2 separate regions of the Homo sapiens genome follow, and region 2 is linked to region 1. Evidence: read pairs that join two places in POLR2A ChIA-PET (ENCODE). Cell type or tissue: Panc1. All regions are shown on one strand. Links, peaks and the distances in the headings refer to the core of each region. The heading gives the core; the rest is flanking DNA. Region 1 overlaps TRIL (TLR4 interactor with leucine rich repeats). Region 2 holds the start of LOC128966558 (a long non-coding RNA gene).

Region 1 (5,389 bases), core at 274-5,273:
TAGTTGGCTTTGAGGACAAGGTGTGGAGAAGGAAACCAAAGGTATTTGTCAATAGAGACATTTAAGACTGAAAACAAACATTACAAAATGTTAACTATTACTGAGTGGTGCTAATATGGGTATTTGTTTTAATTTGTAATTATTTTAATTTCCTAAAGTAACAATCCTTAGAAGGACACAAGAGTTAGGAGAGAACGGAATAAGAGGATGGAGGCCACCATTCAAAGTGTGTTTCCACACACTTCAGTACCCATATACTAAGAGCCGAGTGTGAAATCAGCTGTGGGGTAAGAATTACTTAACCAAAAAAACTGTAATTTGGTAAACTGAAGCCTGCTACATGGCCACAGCTGGTCTTAATATGCAACAGGGCTGTCCTGTCGGCATTAACTATGGCACAGAGCTAGCATTATAAAGCTTTCATTAGTTTGAAAGAAATTTTGTGGATTTACATAGTTGAAAGATGCTGTTGCTTGAAATACTGGGGCATGACAATTTATTTCCCTCTAGCATCTGATACCATTTCACAGCCAAGTTATAAAGCCACTCACAGTTCTGTGTCAATTAGAAATCTCACCACCTGTAACTTAAAAATCTTTCCAACAGTTGTAATGGAATATTTAGATACTCTGCCCTAAGATAAAGCAAGCAGGTATCAGGAAACTATACGTTCTTTCCTAATTATTTCAGTAATTAAAATAGTTAAGCATAATCTCCAAATACCTCAGTCTCCCCATGCAAAATGAAAAGAATACTATTTGCCACATGACTGAAAAGGATGAAGTGACTTGAAATCCCTAGGAAAAAAAGTATTTGTGCATGCAAAGTATTGTTTTAAGTAAACTAAATAAAGGGACACTTGAAGATACTATCTATAAGTTAATGGGAAGGCAAATTGCCAAGGCAATCCTAAGCAAAAAGAACCAAGGTGGAGGCATCACGTTACCCGACTTTGCACTATGCGAGGCTACAGTAACCAAAACAGCATGGCACTGGTACAACAAAGGGCACATAGACTAATGGAACAGAATAGAGAGCTAAGAAATAAGGCTGCACATCTACAACTATCTGATCTTTGACAAAGCTGACAAAAACAAGCAAGGGGGGAAAGACTCCCTATTCAATAAATGGTGCTGGGATAACCAGGCAGCCATATGCAGAAGATTGAAACTGGACCCCTTCCTTATGCCATACATAAAAATCTACTCAAGATGGATTGAAGACTGAGATGTAAAACCCAAAACTATAAAATGCTGGAAGATAACCTAAGCAATACCATCCCATACATAGGCGTGGGCACAGATTTCATGACAAAGACACCAAAAACAACGGCAACAAAAGCAAAAATTGACAAATGGGATCTAATTAAACTTAAGAGCTGCTGTACAGCAAAAGAAACTATCAACAGAGTCAACAGACAAGCTACCATTGAATGGGAGAAAATATTTGCAAACTGTGCATCTGACAAAGCATCTGTAAGGAACTTAAATTTATAAGAGAAAAACAAACAACCCCATTAAAAAGTGGGCAAAGGACATGCACAGACACTTTTCAAAAGAATTACACAAATGTTTCAATTAACTAGAAAAAGAGGAGGAGAAGGGTTACCATAATTCCATTACCTGAATCCTCTGATTGGTTATGGCTTAAGCAGAAATGCCTTGTGTCTGAAACTTCTTAATCAAACAATTTGTTGCCCTGTGTAAATACTACTACCACTGCTACATCTCATATTTACTGAACATCTGTGGTGTATCTGGCGTTGTTGAATGCTACTTACCCATTTATGCCTCACAATAGCACTATGCAATCAGGATTCTTAGGCTGCTCATTTTAACTGATGAGGAAGCTGAGGTAGAAATTAGGTAAAAAGAATGAATGCAACCCTCTAATGACTAAGTGCCTTCATCACTTCCTTACCATCATTCCCAACTTTCATGATGCTATACTTTCTGAGGATGGTGACAATATTGATACTAGGCCATGGTCTGGAATTGGGAATAAACTTCTAGCACTAATATGCTTCATCACCATTTACCTTCCAGTCTTATAAGAACAGGAGGGAGTGCTTAAACACAAATAACAGGCAATTCAGTTCTCTCTTTTAATGGTTTCATATATGTTGCTGTAGTTTTGGTGACAATCAGGTGTGTGACAATTTAGTGAAGGTGTTCTGATCACATGCTAATTATTTATTACCTGGTAGCCCTGCAAAATCCCCTGCATTATGGAAGCAGTAATCCCATTGGTTGACCTGAAGGTCCCACAACATTACAGACTGGCCAGTGGCTCTTTCACTGAATACTCCTAACTCATACCAAGTTTATTCTTTTTTCCTTAGGAATGTTATCTTTTCATAAGCTGTGTAGTGACAAAAATCAAAAATTACTTCCAGCTCAAGATAATTCCTTCATATTTTTGACCATGAGAGCCAAAGGGCTTGACTTTTCATCAGTTTCCTTTAAACAGGCAATGCCTGCTGAGACCCGATCACCTGCACCTTGATGTCACTGGTGTCCAACAGCACTTTCATGCTGTGGCTGACCATCTGCTTTTAGAGCCATTTCATTGTTTCTTTGCACATAACATCACACATCCTTTTCTTAAAGTCCATACTCACCTATGAAAACGGAAATAAAAAACATTAAAAAGGACAGAAAGACATCAAGCTTATGTTTCATTTCCATAAATGGGAACTGCATTGTGTCATTATGAAAGTGTATAAAATATTTGGAAACTCCAACAAATTATCTCTATTAGTGGGTTTATTGACATAACTGGACATAACAATGTATAACATTTATTCATCTCCCACTGAAAGACTTCCCAGTGAAACTAAAGTAGAACACAGATCCAGGCATTAGGCATTTTCAGTGATGTTCTATGGCTGAAAAGGTGGGTGGTGAGGAGAACCAGAGGCCTTGTCCATACTTGCAATGGGACTCAATATTACCCTGCTGGGCAAAAGAAATAGCTAGGAGATGCAATAGTGCTATGATTGAAAAAAGCCAGGAGCACAAAAGGTGCCAGATAGCTCCCTGGTTGAAAATAAGAGCAAACAACACTACTGCTCTCATGTACCAGTATGCTCTCAATCTAAAATAAGCCCTGGCAGCAAACTAAGAATGACAGTCTATTTCCTGTGGTTTATTAAGTTTTGGCCCCGCAGACGAGACTGCCAGAAAAGCAGCTGTAGTTTTAAGTGGTCTGGACATTTACTCATTTGAACATAAACAACGATCAGCTCATTCAGATGGCTGGTTCCCTACTCAGCTGTTGAGAAGAGGGCAGGCATGGGTCAATCTAGGCCAAACATAAAAGGAGTGAACTGGGGTGAAAGACCCGGGGCTGTGATGGATTCCCTGAGTCACCAGGACCCTCAGGGGCTTAAGGCCCTAAACAGAAGATTCCACTGTCAGCCTTAGCACCATTGCAGTGACCTCCATGGTACTCCACTGCCAATAAATCCATAACCACTGTGACCATAACCACAGTGTACATTCTCTTAGTGACTGCATTTTTAGACCACACATAAAATTATTAATGTAAACCAAACCACTACACTTAGTGATAAACATGTACTTCATAAATAGCAGGGAATGAAAGTATCCCAAATAGTTGGAAACAACTGAACAAATAAAGGATCCTACCCCTAAGTTTAAAACAAAAACATTTAAAAGAAATACTGCAACTATTAACTAAAAGATAAGATTTAATAACACAGTAAGACACTCAGTTGGGGAGGGATTAATTGCAAAATATATCATTATTTCACAGTGAGGTTTAAGTACTCATAACAATCTTCTGGTTTTAGTAGAACAGATACCCACTGGTGTATTTTTTTCACATTTGTTTTCTATAATTTCTTCCCCTCTACTATTTCATATAAAGACACTAATGTGGTCAAACATTAAACTATCAATTGACAATCACCTTTTGCTTCCCTATTAGGAAATAACCTTCATTGCTTAACTGCAACTCAAGAGAATTAGGGCACAGTCAACCATGTCACTGATAAAAACATAAGAAGTAATGCATCACATTTATTCCAATCTAAACACACTGTCACAGATGTGGTAAGTGAACTGGAACACTGGTGTTCCCCAGTGGGTCATCAGCTACATATACATCACATTCTTTTATCAAATCTGGCATTGAAATTTCCTTTTCCATATATAGGTTTAAAAAAATAAAATTAAAAAAGCCACAGGAGCAACCCTGACAGAGAAGTCTTGCATGCAGCCTTCTCCTGAGAAAGTATGTAATCTTAGTTATCCTCGAAGTCAGCAAGCGCTCTTGTACTGTTAATATTAAAAGGAACATAATAAAATGGCCCAGTCCAACTAAAACAGTCCTTGAGTCTATTGGTCAGTTCGTTAAATGTCAGAGCTTTTCACATTTTTGAAAAAAAAAAATGCGTCTCTTATTAAACTTTAAGGTATCCTGAATGCTCTATCAGCCAACATAAACGAGTTCCTTGGCGGGTATGTTAAACTTTACCACCTGTTTACATCCCCCTTCTTGGCAGAGATCACCAAACCAGTGGAGTCCCTGGCCAAGCCTCCTTTGTAATGGTAATAAGTTCCTTCCTTAAATAGAAACAAAACTTCTCTGTTTGACACTGAGCAAACAAAAAGCATGCACCCAAATATTTCTGGCCATGTTGGGGGCACAAGCACCCCCTTTCTACCCCCAAAGCCTGGCTTCTGCATTGCAGTGCTACAAAAGCCATTCGCATAGCTGTGTCAAAGCCTCCAAGCGAAGCCTCCGACCTCAGCATCCCACCATCCATTTGTCCCCTACTCTGGCTCTGACCACCAAGTACCATCCATTTACTTCTCGAGTATTGGGAATTGGGGGATGGTGCCCGAATTGGCCCTCTGTCCCCACCGGCCTCTCTGGCAAGTGCACAAAACGGCACTTCCCCTGAGGTGGGCTGGTGGGCCTCACGGAGAGGCGGCTCCTTAGGGCCAATGAGATGGTCTCTATATGCCCTGGACCTAGTCGGCAAATCGCTGCAGGAGACGGTCCTCCCGTCTCAGGCTGCCGCCCGCGCCGCCGCCCGCACTGTCCATGAAGCGGTCGCAGGGGAATTCGATGAGGTCCGCCTCACTGAGCGCGCACACGGTGGTGCGTGGCCGGTGCGACTGGAATCCCGAGAAGTCGGCGGACACGCCGGTGCCCATGGAGCGCAGGGGCCGTCGGGTGGAGTACATGTGCCGAACGTGGACCGGGGCCCCGCCCTTCCGCCTAGCCCGCAGTTTCCTACGCAGCCAGCGAGACGCCCAGGCCGCCAAGGCCAGGAGCACCAGCAGCGCGTTGACCGTCAGCAGGGCCAAGGTCAGCAGCTGGTAGTCGACGCCGCCCCGGCTCCCGGCCTCCGGTAGGG
Region 2 (5,389 bases), core at 179-5,178, 170 kb after region 1:
GGTTTAACGACACTTTGCCTCTTCACAAGCATCTTAATGGTATCAGCCCATATGGTGGGGCAGCCATCTTCCCAAGACTTCTCTTGTGAGGTAAAAATCAGTCCTTTTTAAAATACACTAAATACATTATCAAAGTTTTTCATCTTTCCTTAGAAAAGAGATGGTGAAACTTGAAGCCAATGTGTATTTCAGAAAAAGACATATGAACAGCACTTACACATACCCTTAAAATACAAGAATGTCTTCGTGTAAAACGAAAACCAAAAAACAATGACATCCTATTGGCTGTGAGAACACTTTGAACGAATAAAACTTGCTTTATTTTAAACTTCTTTATAGAGTATTTAGATTTGCTTTTGATCTTTAAAATGACCATTTGTCTAAAATTTCCGGTGTTCTTCTTCATTCCCATCACATCTGCCAACCTGCCAGCTTCACAGGCACCATCTCTGCCTTCCCACCTGTGACAAGGGACAACCTTGGGGCCCCTGTGTGCCAGATCCCTGTCTCTCACCTTCTTAAACACAGTCTCCAACAATGGTTCCCCAAACCAAACCAATTCCCCACTCATCATTTCCATCAGCAAACAAACATTCTCTCCTATTCTGTTAAAGACCCTTCCTGGACCCCAGTGCTCCCTCCAGCCACTACCCCATTTTTCTGCTGCTCTTTGCAAACAGCTCCTCAGAATAGCTACCTGTCTACTGTTTTATAGCTTAGGAACCTACTGAAGTCCAGAAAGTTGAAATCATTTACTCGCACAGTGATTAAGCGCAAAGAAGCATTAAGAGCAGATACAGGGCCGGGGGCAGTGGCTCACGCCTATAATCCCAGCACTTTGGGAGGCCAAGGCAGGCAGATGACTTGAGGTCAGGAGTTTGAGACAAGCTTGGCCAACAAGGCAAAATCCCATCTCTACTAAAAATATAAAAATTAGCCGGGCGTGGTAGCACATGCCTGTAGTTCCAGCTACTCAGGAGGCTGAGGCAGGAGAATCGCTTGAACGCAGGAGGTGCAGAGCGCAGTGAGCCGAGGCTGCACCACTGCACTCCAGCCTGGCAACAGAGCAAGATTCTGTCTCAAAAAAAAAAAAAAAAAAAAAAAAGAGCAGATGCAGGTCATAAATTTTAGCCTCTGATAACACTAAGTGATACCTTTTTTCCTATTGGTAATAACAATAGAAAAACCCACAATCTCTAAATAAAGCCAATTGCAAACACTCATATTTGGAGAACAACTTATAGAGTACAAAAGATTTTCACGTGCCTTATCTCATTGGATTTTCATAACATCTCTGTAAGTTGGGTAAGTTGTTAAAGCTCCATCTTATCTTAATGAGAAAACTAAGGCCCAGACTTGCTGGATAACGGGGCACAGCAGGGAGGCTGCAGTGAGGCTGAGTATGAAGCCTACACACCAGCTGATATCTGCATGAACTCTGGCTAGTAGCTCAATCTCTTTCTGCCTTGGTTTCACATGTGTAAAATGGGTCCACCTCCCCGGGATGTTGAGATGTTTAAATAAGTTCATGCAGAAAGCTTGGAACCAGTGATTGACTCATAGTAAGTTTTAAGGATAGTATTAGCATTAAGTGACCACTGGGGGACAGGCACTCTACTAGTCTTATAAATAAAATGCTGCAACTCAACCATGCAGGTAATTCAACCCCGGCTAATTCTCATTTTAGCTAAAAACTCAGACAACATATGACATCAAGTCATTAATATTTGACATAGGCTGGGTGCGGTGGCTCATGCCTATAATCCCAGCACTTTTGAAGGCTGAGGAGGGTGGATCACCAAAGGTTAGGAGTTCAAAACTAGCCTGGCCAACATGGTGAAACCCCATCTCTACTAAAAATACAAAAATTAGCTAGGCATGGTGGTGGGCACCTGTAATCCCAGCTACTCAGGAGGCTGAGGCAGGAGAATCACTTGAGCCCAGGAGGCAGAGGTTGCAGTAAGCAGAGATTGCGCCACCGCACTCCAGCCTGGGCAACAGAGCAAGACTCTGTCTCAAACAAACAAACAAACAAACAAACAAAATATATATATATATATTTGAAATAAAACAACTGAGTAAAAATACTGAAATATATTTTGCATCCTATGGGTTACTTGTTTTAAGAAAAACTATTGGCCAGGTGCAGTGGCTCACAGCTGTAATCCCAGCACTTTGGGAGGCCGAGGTGGGTGAATCTCGAGGTCAAGAGATCGAGACCATCCTGGCCAACATGGTGAAACCCCTCTCTACTAAAAATACAAAAATTATCTGGGCATGGTGGCTTGTGCCTATAATCCCAGCTACTTGGGAGGCTGAGGCAGGAGAATTGCTTGAACCCGGGAGGCGGAGGTTGCAGTGAGCTGAGATCGCGCCACTGACCTCCAGCCTAGTGACAGGCGAGACTTCGTCTCAAAAAAAAAAAAAAAAAAAAGAGAAACTGTTGAACTCATGCCAGTGGTTTTCTGATTTAATTAAACTTACTTACCTTTTTGGATCTTCCCAGCTTCAATGTAAGGGGTGAGAAATAATGGCTGTCCTGAGTCTCCCTTAGGTGGCATGGAAACACTTCTGTATAGGGAGCGAAACAGCCCATCACAGGGGCCAGGCATCAACAGGACCAGCGAAACAATCACCTTCCACATGGCACCAACCATCTCTCAGGGTCTAGGATAAAAACAGCATTCCAAAAATGAATCATAAGAGTAAATATTTACCTGGCCCTTTTACATGCAAGAAATTCATTTATTCACTTAAAAAAAATATTGTGTGTAAAGGCCCTCTGCAAGGACCTTGGATAGCACCATAAATAAGCACACCCAATCCCTGCTTACTCTTAAATTCAAAGGCTAATGGGAGACTCTTCAAGGGATTTACAGTGTCAGTAATTTTTCAATTACTGATTTTTTTTTTTTAAACAGAGTCTTGCTCTGTTGCTCAAGCTAGAGTACAGTAGCACAGTCACGTCTCACTGTTGCCTTGACCTCCTGAGCTCAAGCAATCCTCCCACCTCAGCCTCCCAAAGTGCTGGGATTATAGGAGTGAACCACTGACATTTTTTAAAATGCAGTTTGGAAAGTAAATTCAATGGAGGATTAGATAAAGACTCAGAACAACAAGAACTCTGTAACTGACCATAAATGGGTGGTAGAAACCATTATGCCACCACAGAAGGGCAGAGGATTGAAAGCACATTTCAGGCCGAAAGATCACAGAAAGGCCTTATCCAAGTTGGATATGGATAAAAGGTGAATGGTTCTCAGACAGGTGGGAGAAATGGGAAAGGCATCATGGGTGGGTGGAAACAGCTTAAGCAAAGGTGAGACCTCAGGCATCCATGCACACCTTTCAGGGAAATTTCAAAGAAGCAATGGATTTCTGGTTATGTTCTCTATCTCTTATAAAGCCCCAGTTTGTATCAAAGAACAACAACAACAAAAACAAAAACAGGAAGGAAGAAAGAAAGGGGGGAGGGTCCTACAACTACCCTTAGGTTCCTCCCCTTATTGCTAGCTGATAAGTAAATTAAAGACATTAGGCCCCAAACCATTAGCACAAAGCTTTCCAAAGATCTTCAGATCTGATGTTTGCTTAGAATATTCATCTGAGATTATAATAATAATGGCATAAAACTGTATAATTATTTACTTGAACATCAATATGTAAATTATATTTATAGTGGGCTTTCCCATGTATTTGTAGATGATTTGAATCTCCTAATTCCACCAGTGTTACAGAAAAACGACTGAATGGTATTTGTTAAAGCATGGAGACAAAGACTTTGTCAGGATAATGACAGGCACAGGGACCTTGCAGTCAACAGTCTTGCAGCAAGGAAGAGAGATTGGGCTCAACTCCAAATGCAGCACGGGCCAGTGGGAATTTATAGCCAAGGAGCAGTGTGGGGGTCAGTGGATGGAAAATTACTCAAAGGAAGCGTTGGGGTAAGGTGGATCTGGCTAAACCTAACAGGATTCTCACTGAAGACAGGCCAGGGTGATCAGACATCACCTGGGGGATGGTGCAGGATGAGAAACCTGGTCAGACATTGAGGCGATCGGATGTTGATGTTGCTGGTTCTTGGTAAAACGACTTAGCTAGTGTCCTTTGCTAAAACTGGATTTTACAAGGACGTGCACAAACAGGCCTAGCAGGAGATTCAGAAGCCTGACTAAAATTTGGCCAAGGAAAAAAATCCTTGTCACCAGGAAAGTGAGGACTATTGTCACCAAATTCAGGTAAGGAAAACTTGAATCAAAAGAGTGTCTCATGCAAGGACATGAAAGTAGAGAAGGCCAGGACTAGGGAGAAGCGAGGGAGGTACAGATGCAGGGTCAGATCTCATCTTGATCTAAAATGTTGACCATTTTTATTATCATTAATTTTTCTCTGCATTATACAGTTTTTTAACTATTACATTAACATATTACTAGTCTTGAATTTTTTTTGACACTTTCTTAAGTTTTACACCTGAGGTAGTGCCTCTCTTGTCTCACCCTAATCCTGACCTTGCTAAGTAGGGAATTATGACAAGCACACCAGGGCCGTTACATGACTCTGCACTCCTGCTATTTAAGCATGATCTATGTTCTTAGCTGTAAATTCTAAATCAAATACATGAAATGAAAGGGTACTCCACACATTCACATTTCTGGATGCAAAAAGAGATACACAATTATGCAAATATAATGCCTGCTTTTGTTCAGTGCTTTAAAATGCCAAGCCATTAGAACATCTTAAAAATACAAAACGTGTAAAAATCTTTTAACGACATGCTTATTACAACCCAATTTGGCATAACATGAAAATATTGGTTATAGCAAATTTTAAAAGCTTTTCAGGCACATTTCCCCAGTAAGATAAAGGTTTATAATTATAATGTGATTGAATATATAACCCTTGTCATGTCTCTCAGGGTTAACTTACTAGAATTCCCCACACTTAATGTAAATAAGGCCAACCAAATCCAGGATGGAGCTAAAAAATGCTTTTGCCTATTACTGACTATAATAAAGAACAAAATGAATTTAGGAACTGAAATTAGGTTCCCAAGAAGCCCCAGGGTAATGACCTCTATGGCACTGTGAAAACATTTTTTTAAATTACTTGAACTTGTTTACACTGATGCTTTTATAGCACAGCTACTTTCAAGGGATGCCTGAAATCAACAATCTTACTCTCTAACTGGTTCAGAAAAAAAAAAAAAAAAAAAAAAAAAAAAAAAATATATATATATATATATATATATATATGCAATATTAAAAAAAAATAATGGAAGAAGCTCTTCCAGTAAGAGGTTTTTGTTTTTTTTTTTTCCCCTGGGGACAGAAACAAGAAACCAATCATGCCATCTAATTTCTCAATCTTCCTGCTGCCAATCCCTAGCTCC

The links. ChIA-PET counts read pairs that join two places held together with the same protein. Peaks named below come from ENCODE experiments on the same cell type or tissue, not always from the same donor. Only the 100,000 strongest peaks of a DNase experiment are listed, where the experiment ranks them.
Region 2: POLR2A ChIA-PET joins it to region 1 with 15 read pairs; 2 of 35 experiments call an interaction of 5 or more read pairs at or near these places.

The regions. Positions count from the first base shown.
Region 1 is chr7:28,950,611-28,955,999 of GRCh38, forward strand. It overlaps TRIL (TLR4 interactor with leucine rich repeats), which reads right to left. Exons shown (of 1, transcript NM_014817.4): 1 at 2,748-5,389. The coding sequence ends at 5,001. Among named protein-coding and RNA genes, the nearest start is that of TRIL, 5.0 kb to the right of the region's middle. In Panc1, for the core only: no CTCF peak of the experiment used is centred there; no DNase peak of the experiment used is centred there; H3K4me3 peaks cover 301 bases; H3K27me3 peaks cover 2,189 bases.
Region 2 is chr7:29,118,405-29,123,793 of GRCh38, forward strand. CPVL (carboxypeptidase vitellogenic like) reads right to left here. Exons shown (of 13, transcript NM_031311.5): 2 at 2,489-2,667. The coding sequence starts at 2,657. LOC128966558 (a long non-coding RNA gene) reads left to right here and starts at 4,031. Exons shown (of 3, transcript XR_008485572.1): 1 at 4,031-4,238. In Panc1, for the core only: a CTCF peak has its summit at 1,633; no DNase peak of the experiment used is centred there.